Linked DNA regions of Homo sapiens: region 1 is linked to region 2. The links are chromatin contacts, found by POLR2A ChIA-PET in ENCODE. All regions are on one chromosome and are shown on one strand. The core of a region is the stretch at or near the end of the contact, and the rest is flanking DNA. Distances in the headings are between cores, read along the strand shown.

Region 1 (3,622 bases), core at 88-2,587, 630 kb after region 2:
AAAGAAAGAAAGAGGAAGGAAGGGAAAGAAAGAGAGACAGAAAGAGAGAGAGGAAGAGAGAGAAAGGGAGAGAGAGAAAGAGAGAAAGAAAGAAAAAGAAAGAAAAGAAAAGAAGGAAGGAAGGAAAGAAGGAAGGAAGGAGAATCCTTCTATGAAATCCTTAATTAGGGCTCTCTGCTTAGGGGATATGTAGAGCTCCCCACCTTTCCCTTCTCTTAAAGAGCAGAGAGCTCCAAATTCCCTGGCTCCCCAAACTAGTCAGTTGGTGTTTGGGGTTAGGAGAATCCTTGGAGATCATGCAGTGCTAGCAAGCTTTGTACTTGGGTAGCTGGGTGGCAGATGCCTTGGCAAGTTTGCTGTCTTGCCCAATTCAGAGAGAAATGACCTCAGGCAACCCATGGCCAGTTCTGTGGTACCAGGCAGCTCTGAGCTACTGAAGTGGGAGCAGGAGAAGAAATAAAGAATACAAAAGGCAGACAGCTATGGCAGCTGGATGCAGTTTTAGAGTTTCTGGTGATGCCCTGACTGTTCTCCATGCCTGCCCCAGGAGAATCCAAAAAGTCAGGCAGTCCGGGACTTGTGTATGTGGAAGCTCACACATTCAGGATGTTGTTCTGGTTCCAGCTCAATGTCCACTAAGTCCTAAGGACTCAAAGCTTGGTCACAAGGGTAGCCCCTCCCAGGCTGAAAAACTGCTGGTCTAGCTCTGTGAGGCAAGGCCAGGGCTCCCCGTTTCTTAATTTCGAGGTGAACCTGGAAACTTTCCCTAGAAATGGTGCTTAGCCCCAGAGACAGGTTGGGGAGCTGGGGAAGAACCATGGGAAGCAAACCCTGGTCTCTCCATGCCCTCCACCCTCTCAATAACCTGTCCGGCCCAGACCCAGCCCAGATCTCCAGCTGCCTTGGGTGGGGGATGCAGATAGAGATTGTGGGGGCAGGGGTGCTCTCTGCCCTGGAATTGGAATCCCCCACACCAGTCTACCGGTAGATTCTGCTTCCTTTGCCCCTTTATCCTCCACCCCCATCTGCATGGTTTTTCTAGCCTCGGGAATCACCTGCCCTGGGAGTGCAGGCCAAGCTTTGGACGAGGGAAAGCACAGACTGACGCCGACCAGCCCATCCTCCCCGGCCTTGCACTGCCCGAGATCCGTGCAGGTCAAGCGGGCAAGGTGGGACGCTCTCAGGTGGGAGAATTCATAGGAATTAAGGGGAACCCACTAACTCTTCATCAAGACTAGAGGCCAGCCTAAAGAATTTTCCCCCTTTTTGTCCCAGAGACATTCTTTCCTTCCTTCTGCGTGTGTAAACACACCTGGTCGGGCAGATTTTTCAGTAATCCCAATACTGAGTCACCTCACCGGCCGGGGTTTACTCCCCAGCTCCTGGATGGTAAAGCGCCCTGCGGCCCGCGGGTCAGGTCTTTAACGGTCCAGCCAGCGCAGCAAGAGAGCTGGGGAGTCTTCTTGCAGTCCCTTCCTCCTACTCACGCAAAGATCTCCTCTATGCTGGTAGGTGCACCTGCCCTCCACCGATCCTCACCCTGAGCGCAGGTCGTACCTCAAGGCGAAAACCCGCTTAGTGCGTTGGCGGGTGGAGAGCTGCCGCCTTCTTGATCCGGGACTGAGAAGCTGCACTCCCTGACGCCACTGTGGCCAGCACCTCGGGCCGCGCAGACCCCTACATCTCTAATCCCATAGCCCTCCAGGGGTCCTTGGGGCAGTCCCTTTGGAAAGTCTTCGAAGTGCAGGGTACTTTAAGTACCCTGTAGACGCCTTTTATTTAATCCGCACAACAAAAGAACGGGGCAGGAGTGGGGGGAAATTGTTACTTCCGTTTTGTAGATAAGAGAACTGAGCCGGGACGGTGGCTCACGCCTGCAGTCCCAGCACTTTGGGAGGCCAAGGCCGGCGGATCGCTTGAGCCCAGGAGTTCCAGATCAGCCTGGCTTGAACCCTGAATTTCTGTTGAATCCGAAGTTGGATGGTGCAGTGAGCCGTGATTGCGCTGCTGCACTCCAGCCAGGGAGACAGAGGGAGAACCAGTCTCAAAAAAGTAAAAGAAAACAAGAAAGCTGAGGTTTAGGAGATAATTTGTCCAACTTCTAGAGGCAAATCGAGGCTTTATGGCACCAAATCCTGATTCTGATATTTTCACTTCTCTTCCCTCTCCAAACACAAATCGTTGACACATTTTTATTTTATTTTATTTTATTTTATTTTATTTTATTTTATTTTATTTTGACACAGGGTCTCATTCCCTCACCTAGCCTGGAGTGCATTGGCGCGATCTCGACTCACTGCAGCCTCGACCTCCCGAGCTCAAGCAATCCTCCCACTTCAGTCCCCTCAGTAGCTGGGACCACAGGCACTTACCACCACGCCCAGCTAATTTTAAAATTTTTTATAGAGACGAGGTCTCGCCATGTTACCCAGGCTGGTCTCAAACTGCTGAGCTCAAGCGACCCTTCCACCTCAGCCTCCCAAAGTGCTGGGACGACAGGCATGAGCCACTGCAACCGACCATGACAAATTTTAAAATGGAAATAAATTTCATTATATCTCATTAGTATCTCAAACTAATACTAAAAACAGACTTAAGATATTTGGGAAATTATTAAAGGGAAAAGGGAAAAATTAAGGAATTTGGAAAAATCAAAACATGAACTCTAAAATAAAGAAACCCGGCTGGGAGTGGTGGCTCAAGCCTATAATCTCAGCATTTTGGGAGGCCGAGGCAGGTGGATCCTTGAGGTCAGGAGTTCAAGTCCAGCCTGGCCAACATGGTGAAACCCCATCTCTACAAAAATAAATAAATAAATAAATAAATTAGCCGGGCGTGGTGGCATATGCCTGTTGTCCCAGCCACTCGGGAGGCTAAGGCAGGAGAATTGCTTGAACCCGGGTGGCAGAGGTTGCAGTGAGCCAAGATCGTGCCACTGCACTCCAGCTTGGGTGACAGAGTGAGACTCCGTCTCAAAAAATGAAATAAAATGAAGAAAACCCTTTAATACACTGTCATCTTTTTTATCAGTGCCCCCCATGACTTCTAAAACTACAAAAGTGGGAACCAATTTCTGTCCTCTTCCTCCCACCCCATTCCTCCCACCCTGTTTTACTTTGGAGGCTGAGTCCACATGAGTAACAAAGGAGCTATACCTGGCAAATGTTCACCTAGAGTTGAATTGTGGGAGGCTCAAACTCCTCTAATGGCTCTGTTACCCACACTGACAGCAGAAAACTGTCATGTTTGGGTCAACAAGCATGGTTGGGTCAACCTGGTGCCAAAACACCTTCCAAGCCTGTCCCTTCTATGGGGGAAAAAAATGGGTATTTGGTGGGCACTGAGGATTCTGAATTTGATTTTATGGGTGGCTCTCAAAGCCTCACCCTTTAAAATTGAGGGTGAACATTGGTGTACATGTGTGGTTTTTTAGGACATGAGCCTACTGCTTTATTCTTTTCTTTTTCTTGAGACGGAGTCTCGCTCTGTTGCCCAGGCTGGAGTGTGGTGGCGTGATCTCGGCTCACTGCAACCTTCGCCTCCCGAGTTCAAGCGATTCTCCTGCCTCAGCCTCCTGAGTAGTTGGGATTATAGGCACACATCACCATGCCTGGCTAATTCT
Region 2 (3,667 bases), core at 1,049-3,548:
TACAATCACACACCACCAGATGGTCTCAATCTCTTGAGAGTTCAAGACCAGGCTGGGCAATATAGTGAGACCTCATCTATACAAATAATAATAAAAAATTAGTCGGGCATGGTGGCACACACCTGTGGTCCCAGCTACTTAGGAGGCTTGGGTGGCAGGATCACTTGAGCCCAGGAGGTTGAGGCTGTCTTAATATTAAGACATGTGAGGCTAGGCACGGTGGCTCATGCCTGTAATCCCAGCACTTTGGGAAGCCAAGGCGGGTGGATCATGAGGTCAGGAGTTCAAGACCAGCCTGACCAATATGGTGAAACCCCATCTCTACTAAAAATACAAAAATTAGCTGGGCATGGTGGCGCGTGCCTGTAATCCCAGCTAGTCAGTAGGCAGTTTCTTGAGACTTTCCTGATGAGATCAGTGATGAATTTAATAAATGTGATTTTTTTTTACATTGAATAAATGCATCAACATTGGCTGATCTGCATAACTCTGTACCAGTATTTTCTAAATGGCTTGACTCCCTATCACACTTAACCTTTAAGAAATGACTCCATCTCCAAGGTGGTGTGTACTTAAAAATAAATAAATAAACACTTCCAGTCTCGGCAACATAGGGAGACTCTATGTTGTATAAAATTTTAAAAACTTAAAAAATTATCTGTATAAAAATTTTAAAAATTAACCGAGTATGGTGGCACACGCCTGCGGTCCCAGCAGCTCCAAGGGCTGAGGAGGGAGGATGGCTTGAGCCCTGGAGGTTGAGGCTGCAGTGAGCTGTGATCCTGCCACTGCACTCCAGCCTGGGCAACAGAGCAGGACCCTGTCTCAAAAAAGCAAAGAAAAGTTACCATTTGTTGAATTTGGGTAGTATCAAAGAAGAGTATTCAGAATTGTTTGAGAAGGCTAAAAATACTCTTCCTTTTCTCAACTACATAGCTATATAAGGCTGAATTTTCTTAATGTACCAAAACAACAGAGCACAACAGAGAAAGGGGAAGCACATAGGAGAACCCAGCTATCTTCCTTTTTATTTATTTATTTTTTACAATGGAGTCTCCCAGGCTGGAGTGTAATGGCGCGATCTTGTCTCACTGCAACCTCCGATTCCTGGGTTCAAGCAATCCCCCTGTGTCAGTCTCCTGAATAGCTGGGATTACAGGTGCCCATGACCACGCCCAGCTAATTTTTGTAGTTTTAGTGGAGACGGGGTTTCACCATGTTGGCCAGGCTGGTCTCGAACTCCTGACCTCAGGTAATCCACCCGCCTCCGCCTCCCAAAGTGGTGGAAGTACAGGCGTGAGGCACTGTGCCCGGCCCCTTTCTTTTCTTTCCTCTCTTTTCTTCCTTTTAGCTCTCTCTCTTTTTTTCAGACAGGGTCTTGCTCTGCAGTGATCAGGGCTCACTGCAGCCTCGAACCCCTGGGTTCAAGCCATCCTCCTGTCTCAGCCTCCCGAGTAGCTGGGACTACAGGCGCGTGTCACCATGCCCGGCTAATTTTTAAAATATTTTGCAGAGGCGAGGGTCTCCCTAAGTTGGTAGGGCGTGTCTCAAGCCTGGCCTCAAGCGATCCTCCCGCCTCGGCCTCCCTAATAGTATTGGGATTACAGGCGTGAGCCACCGCGCTAGGCTTGCTGAAATTATCTTTAAATAAGTTGTTAAAAGACCACCAACACATTGAACGGCTTTCTCTTGCTCCCTAGCTGCATGATATTGCTTCGAGTTTGTTTCGGTGTGAGCAATCTGAGTCGCCGGACCCTCTCGAGTCTGACTTTCACTCTGACAATCGGTCCGTGGCTTTACGAATCTGAATCGGAGTCCCCTTGATAGCTCCGCTGGGGAACAGCAAACTACGAGGTTCAAATGGTGGCTCTCGGGACTTAGTGAGGATCCAGGGATGTGGGCTTCCTAAAGCCCCGAACCTCCCACACTGCAGACTATCCCTCGCATAGCGAGAACAAGAGTAACAACCCCCTTACACCCCTCTGCTCCCGGGACCCACTGGCTGCCCGTCGCTGACGCCCCCTGGCCGCTGATTGGCTTCCCCTGACAGTGGGCGGAACGCGGCCCCGGATTGGATATCCATTCGCCGTCCCTCACCCGGCACCTGCGTGCACTCTCCGGCGTCCCAAGTGAGTGGAGGGGGGATCCCGACTCCAGTCCGGGGCCTTGGCCAGCGGAGCCGCGCTATTCGGAAGCGGGAATCCCACTCAGAGCCCGGGCCTGTAGGGGCGGGGCGTCCCGGGCACCCGGGATTGGGGCGTCTCCCGTCGTGCACCGGGGCACCGGCGACTCACCCGGAAGGAGAAGCCGTGATCTGGCTATATGGTGGGGCGCGGGCGGTGTCGCTGTGGGGAGCTGGTGCTGTTCTCAGGTGAGAGGGCGTGGGCGGGGCCTGGGGAGTGGGTGCTGCTCTCCTGTGAGGGGGCGTGGGCTTGAGCGTCAGTAGTGGCACTCGGGATGGTGGCATCGCTTTACATCCTAGGGAGGGACTCTCTTACCACCCGGGATTAAGGCAAGGGCTTGCTCGGGATCCAAGAAAGGAAACCCGGCTTTTCAGTTTACCTTCAAAGTGTATCTTTCACTTCCTACCCCCCAAGCTTAATCGGAAAGAAAGAAGGACCATGTGGACCTTTCGGTCCTAGTTTGTTGAGAATGGAGAAAGAGTGGCCGTAGTAAAAGACTCTGGGGACATTTACTTAAATGGCTAAGACTGGGGGCAATGGCGAGTATTTTACGTGGACACGGGAGACTTGGCGGTAGATTGTGGTCGCCTTTGTTACTTACCTTCCAAGTGAAAGGCGTACGATTAGAGATGGACAAAAAGATGGAGCATAACTGCTTGGTTGAGATCACACAGAGCTTGGTCAGAACTGGGAGCTTCCTCTGTTTAGTACCTGTGATATTTATAATTGGAGCGAGAGCTTTTTGAATTGCTTTCTGCCATCTGGCACTAAAGGCTCAAGATTGAGTAAGAAGGGACGGTAGTCTCAGTAGTTCCATCTACTTTTATCACCTGATTTGTTTCTTAACCTGTCTCTTGAAGTTGTTTAAATGGGAGAGAAAATAAATGGTGAGACTAAAGCCTTGCATTGTTACTATATTAGAAAGCTTTACGATGAATCTACTTTGTAAACAGCAAACAATCGGGTACTCACCAGAGCTACTGGTGCTGGTACAGGTGAAGAAAGTAAAGGAAACTTCAGATGTGGTTGAAAGGGCCCAGAAAATGTAGTTAACACTAAGTTATGTAACTAGCTATGGTCACTGACTCTAGCCTTATTTGGATGAAGTACAGATCCATCTCCCAGATCAGAGAACTAAAGTTAGGAACTTCCTGCTGCTTCTCCAGAGGCAGAACTGAGCTTTTTCTTTTGAGGAGTGGTATCTGTGGGGAGGAATCTAATGGAGAAGAGTGGTTGCTAGAAATTACTACTTGGTGTCTAGGTTTTTGTATTTGTTCCAGTGTTTATTTGTTTGTTTTTTGAGACAGGGTCTTGCTCTGTCGCCCAGGCTGGAGTGCAGTGGTGTGATCTTGGCTCATTGCAGACTCCGCCTCCTGGGTTCCAGCAATTCTCATGCCTCAGTCTCCCGAGTAGCTGGGAGTACAGGCCTGTGCCACCATGCCCAGCTAATTTTTGTATTTTTAGTAGAGACGAAGTTTTGCCTT

The links. ChIA-PET counts read pairs that join two places held with the same protein, here RNA polymerase II (POLR2A).
Region 1: POLR2A ChIA-PET joins it to region 2 with 42 read pairs in PC-3. The contact joins the enhancer-like site here to the promoter of SNX11 in region 2. POLR2A ChIA-PET finds 5 or more read pairs at or near these places in 3 of 52 experiments (PC-3, Panc1 and T-cell).

The regions. Positions count from the first base shown.
Region 1 is chr17:48,737,499-48,741,120 of GRCh38, forward strand. The region is part of intron 2 of LOC105371811 (a long non-coding RNA gene); the gene reads left to right. Among named protein-coding and RNA genes, the nearest start is that of HOXB13, 11 kb to the left of the region's middle. Within about 2 kb of position 1,338, at least 2 of the 41 ENCODE cell types and tissues checked have a DNase peak (open chromatin) inside an H3K27ac peak, as active enhancers do; they include PC-3, where a contact is called at or near this core.
Region 2 is chr17:48,105,468-48,109,134 of GRCh38, forward strand. It overlaps SNX11 (sorting nexin 11), which reads left to right and starts at 2,299. Exons shown (of 7, transcript NM_013323.3): 1 at 2,299-2,371. RefSeq lists a silencer at 2,305-2,464.